2 separate regions of the Homo sapiens genome follow, and region 1 is linked to region 2. The links are chromatin contacts, found by Hi-C in ENCODE. All regions are on one chromosome and are shown on one strand. The core of a region is the stretch at or near the end of the contact, and the rest is flanking DNA. Distances in the headings are between cores, read along the strand shown. Region 1 holds the start of FBXL5 (F-box and leucine rich repeat protein 5). Region 2 overlaps C1QTNF7-AS1 (C1QTNF7 antisense RNA 1).

The links. Hi-C counts contacts between places; a loop is a spot of excess contacts on that map. Pooled maps may share reads with other maps.
Region 1: a loop to region 2 is called in a map of Right ventricle myocardium inferior, with 3 times the contacts of the local background. The contact joins the promoter of FBXL5 here to the enhancer-like site in region 2. A Hi-C loop is called at or near these places in 1 of 168 maps with a recorded cell type or tissue (Right ventricle myocardium inferior), 2 of 37 single-sample maps with no recorded cell type and 3 of 50 pooled maps.

What each region holds. Positions count from the first base shown.
Region 1 is chr4:15,651,956-15,656,964 of GRCh38, forward strand. It overlaps FBXL5 (F-box and leucine rich repeat protein 5), which reads right to left and starts at 3,402. Exons shown (of 11, transcript NM_012161.4): 1 at 3,249-3,402. The coding sequence starts at 3,332. It also overlaps a transcript of FAM200B not described here. RefSeq lists silencers at 2,837-3,056, 3,087-3,156, 3,295-3,472, 3,397-3,506 and an enhancer at 3,807-3,926.
Region 2 is chr4:15,148,083-15,153,367 of GRCh38, forward strand. All of the region lies in intron 2 of C1QTNF7-AS1 (C1QTNF7 antisense RNA 1), which reads right to left. Among named protein-coding and RNA genes, the nearest start is that of CPEB2, 150 kb to the left of the region's middle. RefSeq lists enhancers at 938-1,894, 1,730-2,929, 1,895-2,851, 1,987-2,126. Within about 2 kb of position 1,954, at least 19 of the 41 ENCODE cell types and tissues checked have a DNase peak (open chromatin) inside an H3K27ac peak, as active enhancers do.

The sequences.
Region 1 (5,009 bases), core at 2,152-4,651, 510 kb after region 2:
CCACTATACCCTATTTGGATTTCCATCCTAGCATAGATGTTATTACATACTGGACTGTAAACTTTTTGAGACTAGAGACCACATGTCACATTGCCAACGTCTTTCTGTAGTACAAGCTACTACAGAGTAGACGGTAGAAACTCCAATGCTCACTGACAGAATTAATGGAGTTAACCTTGGAGAACTGGAGAAAAGACTGAGAAATTGAAGTAAAATGGAAAAAGGATGTCATTCAATATAAATATTTACTAACATCATCCCAGTCTGAAAGGTCAGTGAATTAGCAGGAGATTTCTTAGCAGATTGTTCCCAAAAAAGTAAGAAACTACTATGATTTAATATAAAGAAAATTAAACTAGGAATCCTAACAATGACTTGGGTTTCCATCTGAATCTACCACTAGCTGCTTATGTAACCTTGGCCTAGCTAATCTAGGCCTCTAAGTCCCCAGCTATAAAACAGAAATACCTTGTCTTTACATAACTCAAAGCACTGTTGTCTGGATAACAAAGGTGAAAAACCTTTCCATAAAACTTTTTACAGATGTAAAAAGAAATCCATGGGCAAAGTATTAAATCGGGTATTGTACAGCAATATTTAAAATGGTCTAAGACATACATCTGTCAGCTTTTGAAAATTTATTTTCTCATCCTATTCACCTTTATACCTAAAAAATAAGTAGACTAACATAACTTTGGAATACATTATACTAACTGGCTTAAGCATATAAGTGGTTTACTTGATGCTAGTAAATAAATGGATGCTTCTAAAATACATTCTACTTGAGAAGTTCAATATTGAAAATAGTAACTGACTTCTTGATAATAACTGGGCATTCAGAGCCCAAATTTGTACAGTGAAATAACTATTTTGTACCTTTTTAGTCTGAGCATAAAAACTAGTTCTCATTTTATATAGTTTTATTGTAAACTGTTTGGTTGGATATCCTTGGTCTATACAACCAAAGGATGGCAAAACGTGAGATGATAAATGGATAAAAACAAACAAGGTACTCTTCCTTTAATTCCTTTAAGATTACTGAACCATTACAAAATACTTATTTTCCACTCTAGCTCCCAAAGGACATCCTAAGAGAGATTTCCATTGGCTATCAGTATCAAGAAGAAATCCAGATGTAAAATTCCTATGCATTTTTTTTTCCCTAAATCGCCTCAGTTTCAGTTCAGAAAATTGGACTTTTAATCTTCGTGATAAACGTATACAACAATCTCATTAACTATATCTAATTAATTCAGAATTAGTAATAATTTTGACTTACACCATGTCAAATTGAAAATGCTTTATTAAACTAGTTATGCAAGTGGGAACATTACTGAAAAGACTCTTGGCTCAGATATCTTGTAAAAAAGCAACTGCATTTTCAAAATTTGTTCAAATACTCTCAACCACCAGGAAGAGACAGAAAAAGAGCGACTAACTTCTTGAAAATTTTAAAATAAGGCTGCTTAGCCTTAGTCTGCAAGTAAATTAAATTGTGATTCTTTATTTTGGGAGGTCACAATCATCTGGAAATCGATGAAAGCTACAAACACCCTAGGAAAATGGACACACGCACAAAATTTTCCATATAATTTCAGGTGATCCTAGGCTACCTCTCCACAGTCTAAAGTGGAGAGAAAACCTTGGATTCTGTTAGTCTTCACTTCCACTTTCGATTTTTGAGACCATTTTTTTTTTCTTTCCTGCTATTAAAGAATGGTGTCTGAATGAACGATATTCAAAAGCCAGAGAGGATAAAAACACTATAATACTGCTAAGTAAAAAATTCAGGGATATACCCTCTTGCTTAATGGCTTAACCATTCCTCATGCTTCTCCTAGATGAGTGGTTCTCACCCTCAGCTGCATACTGCACTCAAATGGAGAGCTTTAATCATTTATACCTGATGTCTGGGTGAAATCCTAATTTTAGTGACCTAGACATCAGGACTTCTAATAGTTTTTAGTTTAAGGCTAATAAGCAACCAAGGTTGCAAACCATTGTCCTAGACAGTCCTGGTGTTTCCAACTCATGTGAACTGGGTGTTTCTAAATTTTCAGAATGGAGGGAGGGAGAAGATGGAGTGCTAAGATTTGAAATTCAACGTCACTGCTTTAAATTGCTGGTCTTGAGTGTGGCCTAACAGTGAATACCCTGGGCATCCTCCAATCGCCTGGCTGAGCTATGAAACACCCCTCTTTTCTGTAGACAATGGTTCTGCATAATGCTATGCAATTTCTGAGAATTCCTAAAAGTTGATTTCTATGCTTAAACAGTAGTCATTTGAATGCTTTATTTAGTTGGATCATTTCCACAAGAAACGGGACTGCCTGAGGTTTGCAGATATCCATGACTTTCCCCAACATAAACTGACAAATACGTGGAATGTTAATATTGTTTTAAAATCACTAGCAAAGGGCCCTGAACCATCTCCACAAAAGTGCCTCTTCAGCTTATGCTGCACCAATTATGGGCCCAAAATGGTTCTCACAGTTAAACCAACTTTTCCTGAGGCCCCCTTTATTCGAGCTCATATAAAGAAATCCAAGAGAGAATTGCTGTCTTATAACAAAATCTACATCCAGTAAGTGTTCAGGGCAATAAAAGTTGCAAGGAAAACGATAACGACACATGAAGAGTGAAGGTTCTTCAGTTCTAAACTTGGCTTTTCTCCCAAATCAAACCAGTGAAGAAAGCCGGGGGTAAAAGGAACCGGGTAGCTGGGAGACGCTGCAGTTCCAGCCAGGAAGCCAGCGAGAGGTGCAGAGGATGGGTGGGTGTCTGCACGGAGAGCCCCGAACAGGCCCGGGGGAGTGACGGGGGACGGGAACAACTACTCGGTGCAGATGGGAGTCCACCGCAGGTGGCCGGCCGGGGCACCCAGGGCTTCGAGGAGGTAGGGCCGCTCTCCTTAGAGGCAGCAGCGGGAGTCCCAGCGCGGCGGTGGGGCCGGCCCGAGGGCGGCCAGTGACGCCGGTAGCGCCCCTCCTCAGCCGCCAGGCCCTCGGCAGGGGACGCCGCCCGCCCCGAGAGCACGTCCGAGGCGGCGGCCAGGCCGGCTCTGCGAAGGCCTCGCAGCGGGCGGGCAGGCTGCGGGAGCGGGCGGCGCTGACAGCTGCGCAGGCGGCTACTCGCGCGGCGACGGCACGGGGCTGCGGGCGCGGCGCAGGCCAGGCCGCCCCAAGAACCCAGCCCGCTCCCCATCGCCGCCCGCACCGCCCACAGCGGGAGGCTCAGCGCTCCGTTACCTTGTCGCAGTAGAGCCCCACCAGCTGCTTCATCCGCCAGTGTGGGGCGGTGAAGACGTCCACTTCTTCAGGAAAGGGCGCCATCGCCACTGCCTCAGCCTCCGCCTCAGCAGCCGCGGCCGCCGCCTCTCCATAGACACCCTCGCCGCGGGGCAGAGGCGGCGCGCCCCCTTGCGCATGCGCCCGCCCCGTCGGCGCGCGCGCCCGGTCGGCTTGGCCGGCGGGGACGCGGGGGCGCGCAGGCCGCCGCCATGCGATCCCTGCGGCCCACGTGACCGGGCGCGCGCAGAGGCTCGCGGCTTCTGCCTCCCGCCCCCACTCTTTTCGTTTTTTGTCGTCTTCATAAGCCGCAGAAGGAACCCAAACCTTTTCCCTGTTTCTTTCACTACATGAAAGCACAGTAGCTGAGGGTAGGGGAAAGTCGTTGCAGTGGCGCTCTCGGCGCTTCTCCCGTTGCTGCCCTGCCCACCACGGCCTTGAGGAGAGGCAGCCAAGCACAATGGCCGCGGTCAGGGCCGCGAGCTCTGCTTGTGCCCACGCCCCGACGCCTGCTTGGCCTGGGTGACCAATGCTTCTGGCCAGGACCTCCGGAGCTGCCCTTCGCCTCCCTGCGATTGGCCCGTGCCAGATTTTTCCTGGGGCCGAGCGCAGACCACCCCGGCCGCCACTCAAAGGCCGGGCCTGGCTCCCACCCAGCGGTTGGTGAACCAGAGCTGCGGGCTCTGAGAGCTTCGGTCCCGGGCGGCAGCCCACAGCGGGCGCGGGGCCTGGGTGCGAGGGGCGGGGCAGAGACCGCGAGAGAGAGTTCTCGTGAAATTCGGGAGACTCAACGTGGGGGAAAAACAGTATCTGGGGATCCAGGTGCGGAAATGCACCTCAAGTGCAGGAACGCGGGTCAGGGATAGGCCCGACGGGCCTTGGGGGTGGGGAGAAGGGTGAATAATGGAAGGTTGGTGCGGGAAAGAACCTTGGTACAAATCCCGCCATTTTAAGCGGAGGTTCGGAGAGAAAACAAGGTCACTAACCCAGGAAAATGTCTGCCTCTTTCCCATAAATCGCCTGGCCCTGGCCACAGACCTCCTGGAGACTCTGTTCTCTGCTCACGCCGGTCAGTCTTAGATTGGTTGGCTGGAGTACTGCTGGACAGATAGAGAAATAGGAGAAAACAGGGAAGCCTGAGAACCTTGGGAGGAATTGTTATTTGCTTAATGGCCAGAACCTCCAGGAGGGCAAGAACCAGATATGCTGTGTTCACCCTTGTTCTCTATTATCTATCACAGTTGCAAGACAACATGGGGATCAGTAAATAGTCAACAAATAATGGAGTAGAAGAAGGTGAGAAAGAACTTTGCAGTGGAATGCACCCTATTTAGTTCTAATCTTATATTACTATATGCTATTATAGACAGTGTGAACAGTGGTTAAACCACAGACTCTGGAAGTTAAGATTCCTGGTTTTGCCAGACACTAGCTATACAACCGTTAACAAGCTATATGACTTCTTTATGCCTCAGTTTGCTCTGACATGAAATGAAGCTAATAATACCTACCTCAGAATCTTTATGAGGATTTATATATTTGAAGCACTTATAACAGTACCGTCTGTAAGCTAGTAATACTTTTTTAAAGCAACTCTATGAGGTAGTGCTGCAGGAAATTAAGTCTTCAAGACATTCTAGTAGTTGCCTAGGGTCCCACAAATTAGTAAGTCAAAAATCTGTCATATAAATCTGGATCTGACAGTACCCCCAGAGTCATTGC
Region 2 (5,285 bases), core at 704-3,203:
AAAAAAAAAAAAACCTGACAACAACAAAAAGCCACATATGAAAAAGGAAAAGCCAACCAGTGTGCGACTGTGGGACTGGAACTCTGAAGTGGGCACCAGGTGCATTAATTACACTTGATTGCGTGTTGGTTTATGACTGCAGTCACTTGTGTGCTATGTTCTTGCCCCGCAGCATCTGTGCCGAAGGATGTCCTTGATATTTCACTAAGCAAGATGAATATTGGCCAGATGGTGACTTCACAAGGACATAATTCACATAGCATTTTCCTGCCCCGACACAGATTTCTGTGAAGGAATCTTGAATGCCACGCTGAACAAAACAGAACAAGAAAACTCAATGCCCCGAGAAGGCTCAGTCGTCGTAAGTTGAAGATTAATGGTCTCCACAGTGATGCCGACAGCAGCCCAAATGGCAGCCGGATCCCAGGCTCATGCTGCAGATCTTGCCAACCCATCTCTCTGTCGCTTGCAGAGTGAGCTGACATCATCTGAGGCATCTCCAATTCACTTGAGGGGGGAAGGGCACTCCCTGGGCCCCAAAAACACACACCACAGGAAACTGGGTCATTTACTTTTTAAAATGATTAATTTTGTGTAGTGACAGGCTTCGTCAGTACCTGCGTGCTTGGTAATTTTATTTTGATGGTGACCAAGTGAAGAACGTGCCCTAGGCTCCAGCAGCGAGCTCATTCTGGTGCCCTGGAAGGGGAAAATGGGAGAGAAGCAAATCTCTCTCCTTGGAAACTCTTAGCAACACCGAGAAGCCCTGGTATTATCAGGCCGCCAGCAAGTAAGCAAAATGGCCCAGTTCCGAGTTGCTTTAGGAAAGTTCTTACTCCCTGAGAGTACTATGTAGCTGACCTACATGGAGTTAAAAAGGTAGGCATTACACACTTGTCAGTGGTATTTTAAATGTGGTAAGCCTGTCTGGAATTTGTAAAATTTCTACAACCTACACATTTGAGTCCTGAACCATGAAATAAAGATATGGAGAGTGAAGGTCATCCTGCTACTAAAGAAGGTCAACCCAAGACAGTCTGAAAGCAATAGAAGTAGGGGGCCGGGGTGTCACATTCCTGAGGTCTCTGTGTGCAGACTGCCCATGTCCTAGTGATGTGGAGTCAAGACACAAGACATGTCCTCAAGCAGGACCAAAATCATCCCTTCAAAATCACATCGCCATGTTGAATGGTTGCTGTTTGTTTGTTTAGAAGGAATAAATAATAGTGATAAAAGGGATGGAGGCTATTTCTTGTACACCCACTGCGTGTGAGACTCCCTGCTGCACACGCCCCCAGTAACTCCTACAGCCCTCTGCAAGGTGTACCCATCGAGAGATTGTGCCCCCGCATCAGACTGCCTGCTCTGCCACCTTCTGCTGCGTGACCTCACACAACTGACTTAACCGCTCTGAAAGTCAGTTCCCTCGTGGGTTAAACAGAAATAAGAAGAGAACCTAGTTCACAAGCTGGTAAGGACTGAATGAAAGAATGCTTTGAAAGCTTGGTAGAGAGGCTGTCATACACCAAGTGCTCAAAAAAGTCAGCAATCATTATTACTCAGCATGCGTAGCTCTGGAAGTGAAACAGATTCTCACAAACTCTACCAAAGGGTACCTCATTCTTACACGATAAAAATAAGACCAGGCCTTCCTAGGCTGCTGCCTCCTGCCTCCTGCTAGGATGCAAATTCATGGCCAAAAACCCAGTGACAACAGTCCCTCCTTTACCAGCACTATTTGGCAGGCCAAGCTTTGGCAAACAGCCCACCATACCCATTAAAAAAAAACCACCATTGTTTCATCTGGAGGCTTTTTGATCCCCCTAAATAAAATGTTACCACCCTCCCCACCCCACCCCCAGGACAGATTCAGCCTGCAGGGGAGCCAGCTCCTCCTGCTATGTCACTCCAGCCAGGCAGGCCAGGCAGGATGACTCAGCAGAAAAGAGCCTGCTGCGGGGTCCGCCCACCCTCGGGTCAGCTGCGGCCAGAAAAGGAAGGCCTCTGTGAGACAAACAGAAAAGGACACTGCTCAGGTCCCCTGGGTGCAAAGCATCCTTTGTCTGTGGGGACTTCAGACAGGAACCGCCCATGTTGACATTTCAGCTGGCAGAGCAGGCTTGGCCTGGCTGGGAGAGGCAGGAACCCCTGCAGAGGCTACAAAAGATAGTCCACACTTCTTTAGCCCAGCCAGATACCACAGTCCCTGTCCTCTGTACGTATTAATATACATAACCTCAGACTTATGCGTTTTCTATTATTATCCCTACTTTTGAGATGGGGACACTAAAGCACAGAGAAGGCAAATAACTTGTCCAGGGTAACACAGCCATGAAGTGGGGAAGCAGGGCTTACACCAAAGAGTTGTGGCTTCCAAGCAGGTGCACACAGCATCCAGGTCTGTCCTTCTGGCTGCATGTTATTCCCTCCCTCTGCTCTGCTGCTTCTCGGGAGCTCAGAGCCGAAGGCAGCATTTCATGGTTTCTGGAGCCTGGCTCCCTTCCTCCATCCCCTTCACTGCCCAATTACAGGACTCACCCTCTCTTCCCTGGATGCCATCACTACCTTCTAACCAGTTCTCCTTCCACCCAGGTTCACTCTTCTTGACCATCTCATCTCCCATTTGATGCTCCAGCAGCAAATACTGCTTGGAGGGCCCTACACATGCAGAGCTGGCATCACCCATGCCTTGGCTGGCTCATGCTGTCCTGATTGCCCAGAACACCTTTCTTTTCCAGCCTCTGCATGCTCGACTGCTCCTGTAGGACTCACCACCTCCAGGAATCTATTTCCCTTTCCTCAGGCTGGATGAAGTGGCTGGTTGAAGCTCACAGAACATCCAGTGCATATTTCTTGTGTGGCATTTTAGGACCGAGAACTTATCTATGACTTTGCATCTCCCATGCTGGGCATCATCCCTGACATCTAGGATGTGCTCCATAAAAGTCTGTTACATAATGCAAATAAAGGTGGTCTCCATCAGTACTACCAGTCAACATGCTCTACCACTGCAAATCCATGGAGGGTGCATGTGGTTATTGAAAATGCTGCTCTCTAAAAACTTCTAGTTCTCTGCCTTCCAGGCCCACAGTAGAATGGCCCTCCCTTGTTCTGTGAGGTTGGGAGAGGGCCATGTGGTCAGCTCTGGCCAATAAGATGTGAGCGGAAGTGAGTGATGTCACTTCAGTTGAGCATTCAATTACAGGGGTGAGATGCCCAGAGCAGCATTTCCTCCCTTATGGTGACCCAACATGGGAGATGGTGGCTGCTCCATCAACCTGAGGCCCCAAGTGATTGCAAGAAGGAAACTTTGCAATGAATATATAATGTGACCAGGAGGTAAACCTTTGTTGTTTTGAAGCCCCTGAATTTATTTTTTAGCATAACTTATCTAATCCTGAAGGGAATAACTCGAATCTGTTATTAACTCATAAATGTTGTTTTGAACATTTGCCAAGAATGGTCTTTCAAATAGAAGGTGGGATGCAACACCTAACATTCATTCATAATAGTAAACACAACAAGAACTAGCAAAGATTAATGAGTGATTTAGAAATAAATAAATGGTCACGGATGTTCTTTGTGTTTCCAATCAGTACATTCATCTACCAAGCACGCTCAGCCCTTTTATCCTTTTGCTCCTCACCACAAGCCTGAACAAGACTCAGGGCATACATTGTCCACTCCATTTGGAGAAAACTGTGTCTCAGAGAAGATGTTACCTGCCCAAGGTCACACAGCAAGAAAAGTTGGATCAGAGCTGGGTTTTCTGACTCCAAGCCTAAGAGTCTTCATCCTGAACCAGACCTCCAAATGCACAGGGCTTTAAAATTTTATGACCTGTAAAGTAAAATTTGAGCCAATCTAAGGAAAAAAAATCAAATGCTGAATCATTTATAAAGGACTTAGTCTTTTGATTCTAAAGCATTCATAAATGGTAAGAGTCATATTTTACTGTTCTTTTTATCATAATTCTTGTCATTTTTATAGCAAATAAATATTCAGATACTATAGAAATGGTATCACGAAATTAATAACTGCCATTTGGTTGTGGTGATAGATGATCAGTGGCCCTGTTGGAGCCTGAACCAGAGGGCAGTTGGTGGTAACTTGAGAAAATGTTTGGGAATTCCAGTCTGTTCTCCAGCCACCTTGGTGTACATCACTCATGCCCAAATAATCAGATGTTTTTTGAGGTCAACTGCATATAGATTCAAGGTGGTGGTCCTAAGAGCACCATCTGGGGCCCAAAGGACTTTAGAAAGGTATCTTTGATCTTAAATGAGGCCCAATTCATGTAAGAGTCAGAGATGAGGGGACACTTTGGAACGATGGTCCTTCTTCAGCAAATTTTTTTTGTTCCTGTTTTCCCTTTGGCTTCAGGGTGTTCTGTAGTCCTCTTTCACCTTCTCCTCGCTGAGCTTGCCAGGTGTCTCCACTTTCTCCTATTGTCCCTATGATTCTGTTGTACATTAGACTTGCTCCTCAATATCTTCAGACTGCAGGCTTCCTCTCCTCTGAATTCTATTGGTGACGTGATCTACTAGGAGAAGCTGACTTCTTCCACCATCACCAAGTCACCCTGCCAGGATGGTGCTTCTGAATTGCTCACACCCAGGACATCATTTGGCAATGGCAATGGGGTACAGGAGAGTTCTTGTAAAACAAAACTTTTGTTTTAGAGTCTTGACTTAATAAAATGACACCATTCTCCCTTCACTCCTTTTCTCTCTCTCTCTGTTTGTCCCTCCCACTCCCTTTCCTCTCCTTTCCTTTCTCTCTCTAATTCCAAAATGCAGTTGTAATAAAATGGGCATTGGCTTTCATTGTAGGGTTGGGTGCTTGTGGCCAGTTCTCCTATTGAGTTTGTTCTACCTTGACTTTTATTACTATTTTAATGATAAGACCTCAAAGAGAGGCTCAGGATCAGAGAATGAGCTCAACAAAAGAGGATTGATGTAACTGCTGACCTCACCTTGCACCTGAGGTAGGATGGACCAGACTCCCCAGTTCTTGTGTGCCGGGATTCCCCATTGAAATTTGTAACCCAAGTGCCTCAGTAATAAACCATGTAGACTGGTCCAGAGCATTGTCTCTGTCAACTTCCCTGTGTGACCAATGGCAACAGTAAACAGCTGGTTGCAATTTAGAGATCTGTCATCCTCATGATCACTCTATTTACTTTTCAAAAATAACTAACATCTTCAATTATCACCTCTGAAATGACTTCAATGTCTTTATCTTTATTCCCAGTTGAATTTGAATGATTCAATTCTTGCTTCCAA